Regions from separate parts of the Mus musculus genome. Here region 2 is linked to region 1. Evidence: chromatin loops called from intact Hi-C (ENCODE). Cell type or tissue: left cerebral cortex. All regions are shown on one strand.

Region 1 (8,000 bases):
TTTGAGTGGAATCCTTGACCTGACATCAGTCCCCTAGGCGGGGTGAATACATGTTTGTTCACATAACCCAACAATGTGGAAACAATGAGAAAGTAGTGGTGGGCATTTCTGGAGGACGGGAGACAGCATGTGCAGAGGTTTGAAGACTTGATGGGGCAAGAAGCCATCAGAAAGGGACAGAGCCTGTGCTCTGGGAGGAGAGTGTAAGTAGGTCAAGTAGGTCCAGAAGTGAGACAGATGACAGCACGGGGATAATCCAGTAGGAGAGGGTAGTGAGATGTAACAAAGAGGTGGGGGGGGGGTGGTCAAGAACAGAGAAACCAAGAAGCCAGAGTAAAGTTAACACCACATGTCTGTATAAACTTTTCCTGGAAAACAACAGACAGAGAAGCAAAGAAGAGCAAGAAATGGTTCTGGAAACAGTGCACATGCAGGAGGAGGCACTGGAGCTGAGGAAAGCTGGCTAGTAGAGTGCTTGCCACACAAGTGTGAGGACCTCGGGTTAGTTTCTAATGCCCACAAAAAAGGCCAGGTGCAACAGTACCTGTATGACCCCATCTCTGGGGAGGCAGGGATAGGAGGGTCCCTGGGGCTTGCTGTCCAGACCCTAGCCTAAGAGGCTGAGCTGCAGTTCCTAATGAGGAGTCCTGTCTCAAAAGACAAGGGGAACACTGCAGAGGTCCCCCTCTACCAACTCCCTTCCTTTGTGTATCTCTGAGTATTGATGTCTACCATAAAGGCACAGAATACACAGCCAGCAGCCAACTTAGGGATGTTCCAGCTCGGAATTGACATGCATAGCTAGATGCGGTGGTTCGAATGAAAATACTCCCTACCCCAACCCCCACATAGGCACATGTGTTTGAATACTTGGTCCCCAGTTGGTGAAACTGTTTGGAAGGATTAGGAAGTATGGCCTTGTTAGAGGAGGTGTGTCACTATGAGGTGGGCTTTGAGTTTTCCAAAGCCCACTTCATTCCCAGTTAGCTAGCTAGAGCTCTCTCTCCCTCTTTCCCCTCCCCCACCCCTTCTTTTCTCCTCTCTCTTCTCTCTTTGCCTTGTGCTTATGGGTCCTCTCATCTCCTGCTCTAGCAGCATGCCCGCCTGTCTGATGCCATGCTCCCTACCATGGTGGACATGGACTCTAACCATCTGAAACCAAGAGCTCCAAATTAAACACTTTCTTTTATAAATTTCCTTGATTATGATGTTTTATTACAGCAATAAAAAAGTATAAGACCCTGAATATGCCTCAGGATTTGCAAGGCACAATGGGTCCCCCCAGACCCCCCAGAGGGCCCATGTCATTATGCTCGTAGCTCCTCTTCTGGCTTCTGGTCTCCCATGTCCCTCCTCATATGCTCATGTTCTTTTGAACTGAAAGAAATGGACTCTGGTAGCAAATTCATCAGCTCCTCTGCCTGATGGTGAGACAAGGGAGTGAGAAGCAGGGACTGAACCAGAAAAAAAAAAAAAAAAAAAAGAAGAGGAGGAGGAGGGAGAGGAGGTGATGGGGAAAAAGAGGAAGAGGATGAAGAGAAAGAAGAGAAGGAGGGAGAGGGGGAAGAGGAAGAGAAGGAAGAGGAGAAAAAGAAAAGTGGCATGAAGAACTGGAGGCTACTCTTGCTGAACACTCCCCATGGCTTCATTTTCTGGAACCTGCCTGTGTGTGTTTGGGTAAATGCTTGGATAAAGCAGGAGGTTGGAGCCTGTGGACAGACAGGTCTCAGCACTTATTCCTTCTGTGTAAAACTTACCTCTGGGCATGTGGATTGCTCATCGCTGTCTCTGACTATGTCTCTGTCCCCTTTCTCATCGCTGTCCCTGAATCTCTCTCTGTCCCCTTCCTCATCACTGTCTCTGACTCTGTCTCTGTCCCCTTCCTTATTGCTGTCCCTATGGCTCTGGCTCTGTCCCCTTATGCTCTTCTGGAGCTTAGGGACTCAGCCCCATGATTCAATGTGACCTGACAGGCTCCAGCCTGGCATTTGTATTGTCATGTGCATAGTGGTTTAATGTGTGTGCCCGTGCACCCCCACACAATCTGACAGTTCTAACTTTTTTTCCTAGACAAAGTTCTCCATACCTCCTATCTTAAACAACAAACAACTACCCAAATTCCAGGCATGTTATCTATGACAGTCACTGAAGAGCTGTAATTTTTATCATTGAACATTTTAGAGATGGTGGGGTGGGGGAGGCACAGAGAGGTTAAGTAAGTTCCCTATGGTCCCACAGCCAGGTAACAGCCAGAGACAGGCTCAAACCTAGTAACAGCCAGAGACAGATTGAATCACTCTGACCTCAAAGTATGTTTTACCCCTTCAAGGTACATGAGATTCTCAATGTAGAAAGCTTGCAACCCTCAGAAAAGTCCCAACTTCAAAATAGTTGCCCAGCACGGGGACAAACAATCGAAGTAGGACAGCCACAAGAAGTGAGGGCTAGAGCGAGCCTTTAGGATACCTAGGCAAGCTTCAAAGAGCAAGCCTGAGTTCAACAGCGCTAGAAAGAACAGCGCAGGCAACAACAGCCAAGAGGGAGCAGACTATAAGCTATGCTGCTCTTTTCTCTCACAGTCCACATGGCGACAGACACCACCAGAGCCTCGGGACCAAGGAAGAATCCTTACGTGTGCACAGCTTGGAAAGGACACAGACACACACATGCAATCTCCCATAGGAGCATTGTCTTTAAATGGAAAAGATAACCTGAAATACACTCTGAGCTTGCAGAACACACATACACACTGGGGCTGGAGTGACTGAACCAACACTTGAGCCCTGTCAGTGGTAAGAGGAGGAAACCTACTGCCCTGGCAGTTCCTGACTTTCAGTTCCTATTTAAAATGTCTGAATTGGGAGCATCGACAGGCTCCCAAATTAGCTTTTTAAATAGAAGCTGAGAGTTAAAGGAAAAGCGGCCGCGTCATGGGGGAAAAGCAAGTGAAAAATCCCGGCCAGGCTGGTCCAGAGGCAGAGGGGGGAAGGAGTCAACAGGCATGGCTAGGGAGATTCTAGGAGGAAATGGAGGGTACCCAGCATCTCCTGGACAGTGTCTCCTCCAGTGGCTTGAACCTAAGCCAGGTACCTTCTTTCTCCTCACCATCCAGCCTCAAGGAGAACTGTAAACAAAACCCACAGTGGCCTGAACTAGAAATCCAAGTCTCCCTTACTTTTCTTGAGATACTGGAGACAAAAAAAAAAAAAAAAAGAGAGAGAGAGAGAGAGAGAGAGAGAGAAAGAGAGAGAGAGAGCAGTTCACAGGCACTGCACTTAGATTGCCAAGTATGAGCATCTGAGGATCGGGATTGGAGGATGTGGGGCAGGGTGTGAGTGTCCTGTCTCCACAAATGGCTTACAAAGTCCCAGAGACCACAAGCTGTCACATTAGTAGACCACTCCAAGAGTCTAGTGGTGTTCCCTCCCTGACAGTTTGGGGGGCTCGATCCTGGAAGTACCTTTATGTTGCTGAACAATGGCAATGCCGTACAGGAAATTCAAACTTCGACAGAAATAAGATATTATATTTTCACTGCTCCAAAACTGGACAGAAGGTGTTAGATCAAAGGAAAATGTCACTACTGGGACCAGGCTTCTCAGAGACAGAGAACCTTCTCTCAGGAGTCAATTCAACTGAGATTTAAAAAACAAAAAAACAAAACAAAACCCCACCACCACTAGCAGTAGCAACAACAACAAAAACCTCTCCCAAATAGAGGAGGGAGGGAGAATCCTCGCCAGGGCCTTCCCTGAATTCTTCCAGGGTTGGCCAGGGAGTGGCAGTGTTGTTAATCATTAGTACTGTATGCAAATGAGTATGCAAATCTCACGGGGTTCTTGGACTCTGGGCAAATGTTAATGGGGTCCACACCCACCTCTTGAAGGGCCAATTGTACACCTTTCATACTGACAAACTTAAAGGAGCTTTGGTTAGGGTAAGTGAGCCTATGAAAAAGAAGCTCAGAAGTACTGGAGGCCCAGAGTAGCTGAGACCTCAATAACTACTCCTCGACTTGCACTTCTGGAACAGGATCGGTTTGCCACAAACCAGAAACCCTATTCTTGACTCACGCCTTCACCCTCTCCGCACATTTCTCTTTCCTCTGCTTTTGTGTTTCAGCACACACCTTTCCATACTCAGAGCTGCCATCTCTCAAGCCAAGGCGTTCCGGTCCGGGCAGAGGCACGAAGCTGCTTGCTTCGCGATCTCCAGGCTCGGGAGTCCCAGCACCCAGGCCGGAGACACAGGGAAAGCCGGCCACGGTTTGGCTTAGCAGCCAGGACTGGGCTCTACTCTGCTGCCGCGATGGTCCTGGGACTCTCAGCTGGATCCTATGCTCCCGTGGTTGTCCCACTCCTCACGCTGGGTCCGAGTACTAAGCAATAGATAACTCTGGGCTCTGGAAAGGATCCAGGGCCTGGGCCCGCTTTGGAAAGATAGAGAAATGAGAGTTCCTAAATCCCCAGTCTTAATTCTGGGTATTCGTGGTGGGGTATTGGAGCGAATCCTGACCTTCTGGCCATGTGTCAGAGGTCACTCCTGAACGACAGTGGCTCTTACGCGGAGATAAAGGCAGTTTGTCTTCCGTGGGATCTTCCCAGCTTTGGCAAACACACCTGACTGTTCAGGGTCAGCCTGTAAGCTTGCGCGGCGACCAGCTGCACCTCACTAGGTGACCAAGGAGAGGAGTTAGTTGCTCTACCGCGTGGACAGTGAATGGGAAACAGACAGCCAGTTAAGTGTACACACCCCACGCGCATACACGCCAGCGCTCCCTACCACCTCTTCCTAAGTCCCCAGCCACACACGCCCCCGAACTCACGATCACGCCGCACGCCCGGCTCCTCCCCCACCCCCAAGCCAAGCTCACCTTGCCACGCTCGCCCCATGCCCACCCTCGCCGGCACACGCGCTCACACTCGCGTCCGCACACTCCACTACCACCTCCAGGCACACCCTAGGATTCCTCCACTCTCCTGGGGAGACGCACCAGGCTCTGCCTAGTCTCCCCGCCTCCCCCCCCCCGCTGCAGCCCCCCCACTCACGCGCGCGCCCTACACACACACACACACACACACACACACACACACACACCCTCGCGCAGAGTCACTCCCCCTCGCACGCCCTCGCCCTGGGCACCCTCCGGCGGCTAGGCTCCCGGGTCCTCCTCCTCGCTCCCTCCGCAGCCTGGCCGCTCTGCTCTCTCGGGCCCGGCCTGGGGCCGCTCGGCCCGTGGGGATCGGTGGGGAGCGGAGGGCGCAGCCTCGCCGCCTCCCCCGGACTCTCCTCTCCGCCCCGCCCGCGCCGCGCCCCCACCGCCTCCTCGGGAGAGGCAGCCCGTGGCCGGCCCGGCTCCGCTCTGCCCGGCATCAGCGGCGGCGGGGGCAGGGAACGAGCGAACCGGAGCTCACGAGCCCGAGAGCGGAGCGGCTAGGCGGGGAGGGGACACGCTGCCAAGCCCGGGCTGGAGCGGCGGTGGCGGTGGCGGCGGCGGCGGCGGCGGCAGCGGGGGAGGAACGGCCCCACGGACGGACCGACGCACGAACCGACCGAGTGAAGGAGGGACGAGCGAGACTTCGCCGGCGAGGAGGAGCCGCCCGAGCGGCGGCTGCTGGGCGCTTCCCCGCGCTGCTGGGCGCTCTGCGCCTCGGCGGCCCCTGGCCTCAGCTTCCTCGCGCGCGCGGGGCGCGGGGCCTGGGGCTGGCTTCGGCGAAGGTAAGAGGGAAACGACCGAGCCTCCCAGAGACAGCAAGTGCGAGGAGCGCTGCTCCCACGCCTGTTGCTCCCGCTGCCCACGCGGCACCCTCCCACTCCCGCGCCCGGGTGGGTGGGCGCTGGGGCGCCGGAAGGATTGGGGGTGGGGCCGGGCCGTGGGGGAGCAAGCAGCCGGCCTGGGGGCGTCGGTTCCCTGGGCTGCAGAGCCACCTCCGGGCACTGGGGCGCCGAGAGGTTTGGGGGTGGGGGTGTGAACCTCTGCCCTCTTGCCATTGGCCTGCCTTCCCTCGCCGGGCGCCAGGAGCAGCGCCCCGGGACCTGGCTGCAGGTGGCGACGGTTTGCTCCGTCCCCGCTCTTTGTGAGCTGAGAAGAGAAATGGCTGAGAGTGGAAGCTGGGAGCCGTTTGGGGCGCTTTGCAAAGTTCTCCAGCCAGGCGAGCCTGTGTTTGCCTGTTAGAGGATGAGGCTGGTCCAGCTCGTCCTGCCTGGCACATCTTTTCTTTCCCGGGAAAGGTCCCATAAGTGTCCCGAGAGACCATAGGGAAGGGGGTTCAAATTTGTTTTAACAGAGTGTTTACACTAGGGATGGGCAGAGAAGTTACCTGGAAATCAACTAGATTCCTGTGCTTTCTTAGTGCTGGCATTTAATTCAGCCCACGTTGTTCTCCTTTTATCCCGGGCAGCCTTGATAAGTCAGCAACAGGCTGAGAGGTTCCAGACCTGAAATCAAGGCAAAGAAAGTCTCCGTGTATTTGACGGAGCCTCTGAACTTTCACGGGGTGATAGGCGGCACAATGCAATCAGTAATCAGGTTTTACAGGGTGGTCATGCATGAATGTAGGTGATGCTTGAATCGATGCCTTATTTACTGTTACTTCCAGGGAACCTGAAGGTTTAATCTCGGAAAGCGGGGGGAAGGGGGATTCTGGGCATTCATTCAATGCAAAGCGTGTGTACATTTCCCCATGTGGACACATACCGGCCCACTGAAAGGAGCTGATGTGTTTATTTTTTTTCCATGTTGCGTCTTGAATGCTATAAGACGTAAGTACACAAGGGACCTCCAGAGGAAGAACGATTAACAGCGGCTTCCTTTTGCCGTTGAGGAGGCTGGAGAAAGAGTTTGGGGAAACTGCACTGGCCATCCTAGGAGCTAGGAGAGGCACTGTAAAGAAGAGGATCTGCAGGTCCCAGGCCTGTGCCCCACGGGATCTCCAGCATGGCCCCCATGCTCATTTCATACCCAACAAAATCCCGCAGACACGGGACAGACTCCCTGGGGGCGTGAAACAGTTCCCCAGACCAGCTCTGATTTCTGAGGACTCTCCTCCGAGGTCATTGAAGGGCAGATCTTGGTGATGTGACTTTTTTTTTTTTGTTTGTTTTTCTGCTTTGTGTCTGTTCAGGTGAAATGGAAGTGTCAACCCCCCAGGACAGGAGGTCTGCCTTTTTTTTTTTTTTTTTTTTTGACCCTCTGCTTCTAAAATAGACGTTGCTTAGCAGGCAGCTGACTTTTTACAGCAGGAGAAAGTGTTCTCTTTTTCTTTTTCAGGATTTTTTCATGTTTGTCATTTCTGCATTTACCTGGTTTTAATCTCTCTCCCTCCTGCATCCCTACCTCACCCCACAGCCAAATCTTTCCTACTGTCAAACTCTTTTGCCACAAACAAAAATAGCTTCAGAGTTTTCATTTGTAAAGCACCCATGTCCTAGTAAAGCCGTGGTATGGGAGGCGTATGCGGTGCCATTGGCTGGAAATGGGGCCGCACTATAGCGCCTGTTGCAGGGTTCATACCCAGGCCAGCTCTGAGAGGCACTGGTGCTGTTAGGGGTGAGTGTTGCAGCAGGAACCTGTAAAAGTCCTGTTTAAGCCAGGTCATCCCTGCAGGGTTGTTGGGTGGGCGTGGCTGGTATGGACTTGAGGTTGTTGTCTGATAGACGATAGTCCTCTTCCAAACCGAGGTGTGTACATGTATGTCCATGTATGCACATATGCACATGTGCACAGAAAGCAGTAAAGGGGTAATTGCTATTTTCTTGGCACTCTAAACCTGAACGATAGGTTCTGAATCTCCGGAGATGATCTGGTACTTGCATGGGCCTTCTTGAAAAAAGACTGCCCTGGATTATTGTACAGGGTAAAAGTTTGCCCTTGGGACAAGAGACTTTAGGATAGATAGGGAGAGGATTAACGTTGCCTCGCTCTGAGCTTTCAATTACCCATCAGAAAGCAGTTTGTGAATTGCTCATGGCCTTAGAAGAGTTGACTCAGAGTTGGAGCT
Region 2 (8,000 bases), 220 kb after region 1:
CAAGCTATGTACTTTAAGCCAAAGGGGGTTGGTTGTCTGCTGAGGGCTTTCCCAGGGAAGGTTTCAGTTGTGGGAGATAAACCCAAAGAGATATACTGGAATGTGTTCCTTTCTGGACATACACATCAGGCCACCTCTATGTGTAGTACATCCTTCCCACTTGTGCCCAACATATATGTATATTGACACATCCATTAATGTATCTACTAATAACTTCCAAAGTCAATCATGCACCTATAAATACATTTCTTAACTTTAAAAAGAGCGAGAGCCCCCTGGTAACAAAGAAGGCAAACAGGAGAGAAACAGTAGCGAGACAAGCAGGTATGCTGCCTTAGTGGTGCGCTATGAGGAAACACACCTCAGTTAAGAGCTGTCACTGGTACCGTTGCTCTCTTCACTTTTTTTTTCATAATTAACTATTATTTGGGAACGTACAGCATGTGGGGAACCAACCACACTGGAATCCAGGAGAGAATCAGGACAAGTTAGCACACACTGTCCTCTAGGGACCCTACAGTCTCATTAGGGATAGGAGATAATTGAATGGCATAAGCCATTGTGAAATACTGAGTGGAAACGGTCATGAACGCTTCAGGATAGAGAACTTGAAACCATGGTATTCCTTCCACCAAGACTCTACCCAGGCTGAATGTTTGTGAAGATTCCTAGAGTCCTGACCATGGCTAAATTGCAAAGGTGGGTACATAGGTCTTAGATCCAGTCTAGCGTCTCTATAAAGAGATGCATAAGGCTAGGACACGGGAGCTCATTTTCCCTTATCAGACAATGCTGGAGGAACTCAGTGGCAGCTGTTGTCACAGGCTCTGCCAGGCTTGCTCTTCTTGTATCTTATTGTCTCTCTTATTGTCTACCAACCACAGAAGGCCCGCCTTGCCAGGATCCGGGTGGCCAAAACGGGAAGCTCCAATGCCTACCTGCACAGCAAGCGCAATGGGCTCCTCAATGAGGCCCTGGAGCTGACGGTAAGTGCCCAGAAGACCTGGCAGAGGAGATAAAATAGAAATAGGTTTGTTTTCTCATCCACACGAACCAGCACTCCCCAGAAAGCTTCAATTTAGACTCTAACAGAAACCTGTTTCCAAATCTTCCCACCAACATAAAATATCAATGCTGCCCGTAAGCCCACTGTTGACAAGGATCCCCACCCCAAGGCCAGTGTGTTTCATGGTGATAAGCACCAATATGGCGTATCAAGATTTTTTTTTCCCATGCTCTTCTATCCCTCTATGATGAAAAGGAGAGGCTGGAAGAGGCGAAGACATCAGCTTTATCCATGGTTCTTTTTTTCTCCCTAGGGCACCCCAGAAGAGGAGCAGATGGGCAAGACCACCTCACTCATCGAGAGCCAGCACCACCACCTGCTACACTGCTTAGAAAAGACCACTGTGAGTTCCAGCCTACTGCCCCCTCCTGCCTCATCCCTGACCTCCCAAGGCTGTACACACGTTATCATCCCTAGGCGAGAGAGTTCATCTGTCCCCTTCCAATCCAAAACCATAGTCTCTCTGCCCCTAGGATGAAGACCCTAAGGGTGGGGCAAGGTCACCAGAGTGACAGATCAACTGTGTCCTACGGCTCTAGAGAAGAAGCCACTCCCATGGCCTTCCCCTTCCCCTGTAACACCAGCAGGTGTCTTGGTTACTGAAGACTAAGAGTTTTTGGTTTTTATTTCTTAGTTCTGATGGACATCACCCTAAAAGACTCAAGCTGAATGTACAAAGGGTAGATTTTTGCCCCACCCCTGTTGCTGGGTTGATGCAATCCTTTTGTGCCTACATTAATGAAGGGGGCAGCATATATATTCTTTAGCCAAAAACTTATCAGTCTCCACCCCACTTACTAACTTTGCAGTTTGTAGGGAGTTTGGATCGTGAAAGGCCAATTGCTAAAGCGGATCATGGCTTAGGGTGCCACAGCTGGAATGGGAATGATGCTTGTGCCTTAGTGACAGCCTGAAAGGAAGGGCAGTAGGGCCAACCCTGAACCCTTGGCAAAAGGTGCTAGAAACAGTAGGGTGGGAGAACTCAGAATAGAACGCATCTTTCCAGTTCCTTGCCAGAAGTTCCCTGAAGTCTAGAGTCAGGGCTCGGCACACTCTGGAAAGGAACTTCTTAATTCATAGTAGCCCATAACCTGGCCTCCCAGATGCTAGATGCCTCTTACTCAAAATGGATACGATGGATGACAGTTGAAACCCAGTGAGACCTTCCCAATGGGAAAGTGCTTTGCAAACCCAGGCTCCAGCATCTATGGTCAAAAACCATCTATGAATATCTAGAAGTTCTCCCAAGGAAACTGAGCTTGCCAATGGTATAGGCCCAGACCCCACTGCCCATTCCAAGTTGCATGTGCTGGGTGGAATGTATACATTAAAAGGACATGGGTGAAATCCTTGGGGTTTGAAGAGCTGGAATGTTGGCATTGGGGGTTTCAGAGACGGAATGCTGGGGTCGGGGGTGGTATGCTGAGACTGAGAGAATGCTGGATTGATTGCAGGGATGGGATATTGGAATGCCAGGTTCTAGGGAAGGAATGTAGGACCCAGGGGTGGAATGTTGGGATAGAAAGAGAAGAGTGTTGATATGGAAAGAGTGAATGTTGGGTTGGGTTAAGCAGGCTCCTATTGGAACCAAGGGGTGAAATGTTGGGACAAGAGAAGCAGAATGCTGGGAACAGGGAGGGATGGAATGTTGAACTTGGAGGGTAGAATGCTGGGATTGAGAAATTGAATGTCAAAACTGGAATGCTGGAATGTACAATCAATGGTGTTTCTATCTTCTGTTGGCATGTTGTCCTGTAGGGGTTATCCTATCTTGTGGATGATCCCCTGTTATCTGTACGAACCTCCACCATCAAGGTATAACTTTATAAATTCAATTGTTCTTCTCTCTGAGTCTTGAGTCTGTGGATCTACTCTGCTTACCCCTAGCCTGGTTTTCTGCATGTGCAACTGATTCTTCCTGGGCTTGTGCTGTCTCTGTTGTCACACCCAGTACCAGCTCAGGCTCCTAGTGGTTTTGCACCCAAACTACCCAATTTCCTTTCCCATTCTTTCCTTTGACCTTCCCCGGGGGCTGAGGGGACAGTGGGATCCAGCTTCAAGGTTCGTTTCCTCTGGAATGCCCAAGTGCCACATAGCTCTCTGCTGCCTCCCATGTTTCCTGGGAACTCCTGGTACTGGCTGCCAGGGGACTTTTTGATCTCTGTTCTTATACTTCTCTTCCTCCTCATTCTGACAGCCTTAGCCTCACTGCCAATGCCACAGAGTTTTAATCACCTTGGCCATTTTCAAATTGTCCTGGATTTAGCTACAAGCCACGCTCATGCCCTATAGTCAAGGCACAGTTAACATTCTTTTCCCAAGCTCACAGTTGACCTAGGGAATCCTGTACCACCAGGTAGTTAAAGATCCATATGCTTTAACCAGATGAAAAGAAAAAAAAAATGAAAAGAAATCTTATCCTTAGCAATTTGACCCCTTTGCATTCAAGAACATTGTCCCTCCAATTCTATGAATGGTCTGAAACGTTTACAAAGTTATGTCACACCGATAAGAGTTATCAGATGCATAAAGATGAACTAGAAGACTCATACTCAATGGCTTCAGAGCTTATTGATTCCAGATCTGCTGATGCCCCTAGGTCTCTCCGAGCCCCTTCTACTCAAAGTTGTATATGGTGTGTATGAAACATGATGGTTTAACAACTGTGCCCCTGTCCAATCAAATGGCCAGGGAAGCCAGTTTGAGTCGTTTGACATTGACACCTGTGAAAATGAAACCTCTCCCAAACACGTCTCTGTAATCCAGCCATCTGGGCATCGTTCATGAAAGACCCCAAGCAGGCAGACAGGCAGCCAGAGACTGGGGCTCTGCCCTGCCCTTTTCTTCTTTTTCACTTTCTCTCCTTTCTCCCCCAGAACCATGAGTTTATTGATGAGCAGATGTTTGAGCAGAACTGCATGGAGAGCTCGATGCAGAACTACCCCTCCACCAGAAGTCCTTCTCTGTCCAGCCACTCGGGCCTCACCACCACCTGCTGCTCCCGTCGTAGCAAGAAGACCACACACCTGCCCAACTCTAACCTGCCTGCCACCCGCCTGCGCAGCATGCAGGAGCTCAGCACGCTCCACATCCAGGGCAGCGAGCAGCCCTCCCTCACCACCAGGTGGGCGGCTTCCCTTCCTGCCACCCCCAAAGCCTGAGTCATCCCTTTTCCAGAATTAAACAATCACAGCATTAGAACCTCGGGGATCTCCTAGTGGCTCCCCTCATCTACTGCATGGGGCCCCTCTGCTTTCTTCCCCCACTTTTCTTCTCACACATTAAAGTTAATCCAAGGGTCTTCATGGCTATTGGATGATACTGTAGCAGTGTAGGTCAAAAGTGGGTTTAAGTAGTAGGGGGGTAAAAACTGAAAAAGATTTCAAAAATTGAAAAGATGGACTATGATCATTTTCCTAAGAAAATATTTTTCTCAGCAATGTGACATCTATGGCTGACCCCAAACTGATTATGAATCACAAACTGACTTTTCCTTCTCATCTCTGTTTATATTTAAGCCATTCCCCCCATTAGTTCCAAATAAGTTGGAGAAAATTCAGGAAAAGCAGATGTCATAACATCACAAGTTATAAGTCCACTGGGCTGGGAATAAGTACTATCCGCATGATTTAGTGATTGTTAATAGCAGTTAGAATGGCAATTATAAGCTGATTATTAAAGGGCGAGATCAAGGGCCACTGAGTTCCTTGACAGAGCATAGAGCAAAAATCATGGCGGGAGTCAAGGGAGATTTGGGGTGCCCACAAGCAGGAACCATCTTCAACTCACTCTTTTCTATCCTAGTCGCTCCAGCCTTAATTTGAAAGCAGACGATGGACTGAGACCAAACTGCAAAACATCCCAGATTACCACGGCCATCATCAGCATCCCCACCCCCCCAGCTCTGACCCCCGAGGGAGAAAGTCGGCCACCCCCTGCCAGCCCAGGCCCCAACACGAACATTCCTTCCATAACCAGCAATGTCGTCAAGGTCTCTGCCTTGTAAACACACTGGACAGAGGGCCTGAGGGGGTAGTGGGGAGTAAAAGGGGCTGGCATGTTGGTGAGTGGCCACTGGGACCACTCCCTCCCACTATTTCTGGCCGCCCCGTTGCACCCCTAGCACTGAGACTTGTGCCTGGAAGGGAAAGGAAGCAGCAAAGGGTACCCAAGGATCCTGCTGCTGGTGTGGACACAGCCCTGTGACATTGCATCTTACTGGGGCCAGAGGAAAGGAGGGGGTGGGTAGGGGATTGGCATTAGGGGGTGCAGGCTGCTTGCCTGGACAGGGCCTGGTGGGGATACCTCAGACCAAAAAACAGTTGTTTCTGGAAACCCCAGTGAGGAAAACACAAGACCAAGAGCTGCCCAGAGGCCGAGTCATCACATGCAAACAGGAAGAAAATATAACACTGTGTATTTAAGCACCTTTTTCAAGGATCTTAATGGATAATATTTATTCATGGGAAAAGGTGGAAAACAAAATCATCAATGGATTTTTGTGAAATGTTTTTCTCCACGGACCCAACACCTTTAAACCAAAACAATGCATTTTGTGAGGTTGGTTTTTATTTTTCTTCTTTTATAGCAAAAGCTTTTAGACTCAAAGTCAGTTACTGCTGAGTTCTCTCCCCATTCCCTGGATGAGTGTGGTTCCCTTAGCCGGGCCCTCACTGCCCAACTGACCTGCACAGAACTGTCAAGCAACCACACAGCAAACCTTCTGCTCCGTTGGTCCGTCTCCTTTGTCTCTGTACCTATCTGCTTCACCTTGGCTGTTTTCTGTGTCCAACCATCTGTCTCATCATGGACAGTAAATCCTTCTCTGTCACTGCCAAGGACTGCAGACTTGTGCCTGGAGTCAGGCTGAGTGAATGCTAATACAGAAAAGAAAGGAAGGCAAGTGGGCTGAGTTAAAGGGTGAGGTAAGTCTATATTATGAACAGAGGTGCTTCCATTTTGATTGGAACCACTCATCTTTGCAGTTTGGGTCAGGGTGGTGGTCACATTTACCACATTGGGTCTTGAAAATGAAATCAGCAACCTCAGAAAGCAGTTGTTTCTGCTGTGCCCCGGTGAAGACAGAAGCACCAGGAAACTGCCACAGCTCCGGAGCACCTTGCTATGCGCCCTCCTTTAGGATCCACCAGGAAGGCCGTGTGGAGCTCTGCCAGGATGCTCCATGAGCATCTTCAAGTGAGGAGGATGGGAGGAGACCCTGGCTTACCGCCCAAGGCAGTTAGTTCCTACACAGAAGCTGAGAAGGTTAAGCCTGTGTACCTCATGAAGGATGTTTCAAAACAAGAAAGCAAGCAAGAGGCTCTAGATGATCATTGTCTGGTCAGAAAGATGCCTTGAGGTCTGAGCCATCTTCAGCCCTCATCTCCGAAGATAGCGGATGGGTGGTGCCACTGATGACCTCCATGCAAATGAGGAAGTGGAGATTACTTCTTGAAAATGTGGATACGTTGGTTCAAGTTGTTTGCACGGTAGTGGGCCTGGGAAAAGTGTTTCTGGAATCTTCCTAATCATTTTCACCACTTAACAGCAGAGCAAGTGAGCCTCAGGGTTAGTGACGAGCCCTTTCCTGCCCTTCTCAACCCCAAATACTCTACTGCAGTCTCTGAAGCCTGGGATCTGAGACACAGGAGCTGCTTAGGAATGTATCCATTCTACAGCTCCATTTAAAATACAGATAAGCTGTTCATTTGCATGTCAAAATCTCCCTGCCCACTACCATCTAGATGAGTTTTAACTAGCCAGCAACCTGAAGGGACTTCCGGGGTCCAGCTCTAGTGACCCTGTATGCAGAGGAGCCCAGATGTTTTGAGGAGGTACCAAACCAGAGAGTGGCTAGAAGGGTGGAAGAAAGGGGCCCTTCCTTCTATCTTTGTCTCCCTGTCTTCATCCTCAGTGGCCCCTGACAGCCCTTTCTCCTATATCTGGCCTCAGGATTTCTCCCCTTATAGGAATGGAGTGGTTCTTCCAATCTAGTAACTCTATACATATATTTTATTGGCCAAGGAGTAGAGCCAAGCTAGACCCAATTTTAGCAGGTAGTCCAAGAAGTAGAAAAGGGTCTTCCCTTTGAAAGAATGAATTATGGAACAAAGGAATGTCTAGGTGCATGATAAGACCTAAGAACTGAGTGGAATAAAGCTAGAGTTTAAAAGGAACACTTGCATTCTCATGCAAACCACCATTCTATTTCAGAACAAGTCATTAGAGAGTTAGAATAATGACTGCTTCAACAGAGGATCTCCATGTTACTTGGGACAGTGCACCAACACAGCATAGTATGGTTCTCATGAAAAGAAATACATTTTAAAGACTGTTCCCCCACAAATTCCATTTTTTATTGACTTCAGTGAACTGAATGCTTGTGCTGTTTCTGTTTCATTTCCAAAGTCCACATCATGCCAGTTCCTAAAAATAATCATTAGACTGTCTGCATTTTCATTCCCCCATTTGAGTCTGAGGAAGAGATAAGGAACCCAACTCACCTGTGCTCAAAGATACCAACCCAAGAAAACAGCCCACAGCCAGATCTGCTCAAGGGTATTGATGGGGAAGCACAGGGGCAAACATGTGCTGGATCGCCTTAGCAAATCTGATTCATCGGCTAGTTAAGTGAACAACCAGGGTATCAGATTCTTCTGAAGACCAATAGCTCTCTGGTGCAATGACTCGTGGTATTCAAACCATGCTAGGGTATCAGTAAATTCTCCACTCCACCACTCTTTTCAACCTTACTTAGCACTGGGGGAGAAGGTATCAAAAGGACAAAAAGACTAAGACTACACTCAAGTAATAAGTAGAAATAACTTGGAAAATATATTGAGCATGCCAGAGAAGATTAAAGACTGTCTAATTCATTTTAAAGTGTGGAAATCTGAGGTCCAGAGAACTTGACTCCCTCCCTCAAGGCAATGTC

What was found. Hi-C counts contacts between places; a loop is a spot of excess contacts. Peaks named below come from ENCODE experiments on the same cell type or tissue, not always from the same donor. Only the 100,000 strongest peaks of a DNase experiment are listed, where the experiment ranks them.
Region 2: a loop joins it to region 1, with 4 times the contacts of the local background. A loop is called at or near these places in 4 of 42 quality-filtered maps.

What each region holds. Positions count from the first base shown.
Region 1 is chr3:105,447,000-105,454,999 of GRCm38, forward strand. It overlaps Kcnd3 (potassium voltage-gated channel, Shal-related family, member 3), which reads left to right and starts at 4,891. Exons shown (of 8, transcript NM_019931.2): 1 at 4,891-5,718. Kcnd3os (potassium voltage-gated channel, Shal-related family, member 3, opposite strand) reads right to left here and starts at 5,956. Exons shown (of 4, transcript NR_040759.1): 1 at 5,554-5,956; 2 at 4,516-4,671; 3 at 4,130-4,429; 4 at 1,191-1,421. In left cerebral cortex, a CTCF peak has its summit at 3,776; DNase peaks (open chromatin) are centred at 3,908, 4,226, 4,841, 5,497 and 5 more places; H3K4me3 peaks cover 3,500 bases; H3K27ac peaks cover 2,642 bases.
Region 2 is chr3:105,664,138-105,672,137 of GRCm38, forward strand. Kcnd3 (potassium voltage-gated channel, Shal-related family, member 3) reads left to right here. Exons shown (of 8, transcript NM_019931.2): 4 at 885-986; 5 at 1,320-1,409; 6 at 2,825-2,881; 7 at 3,943-4,190; 8 at 4,871-8,000. The coding sequence ends at 5,072. Among named protein-coding and RNA genes, the nearest start is that of Ddx20, 19 kb to the right of the region's middle. In left cerebral cortex, CTCF peaks have their summits at 3,176 and 4,289; DNase peaks (open chromatin) are centred at 4,194 and 6,275.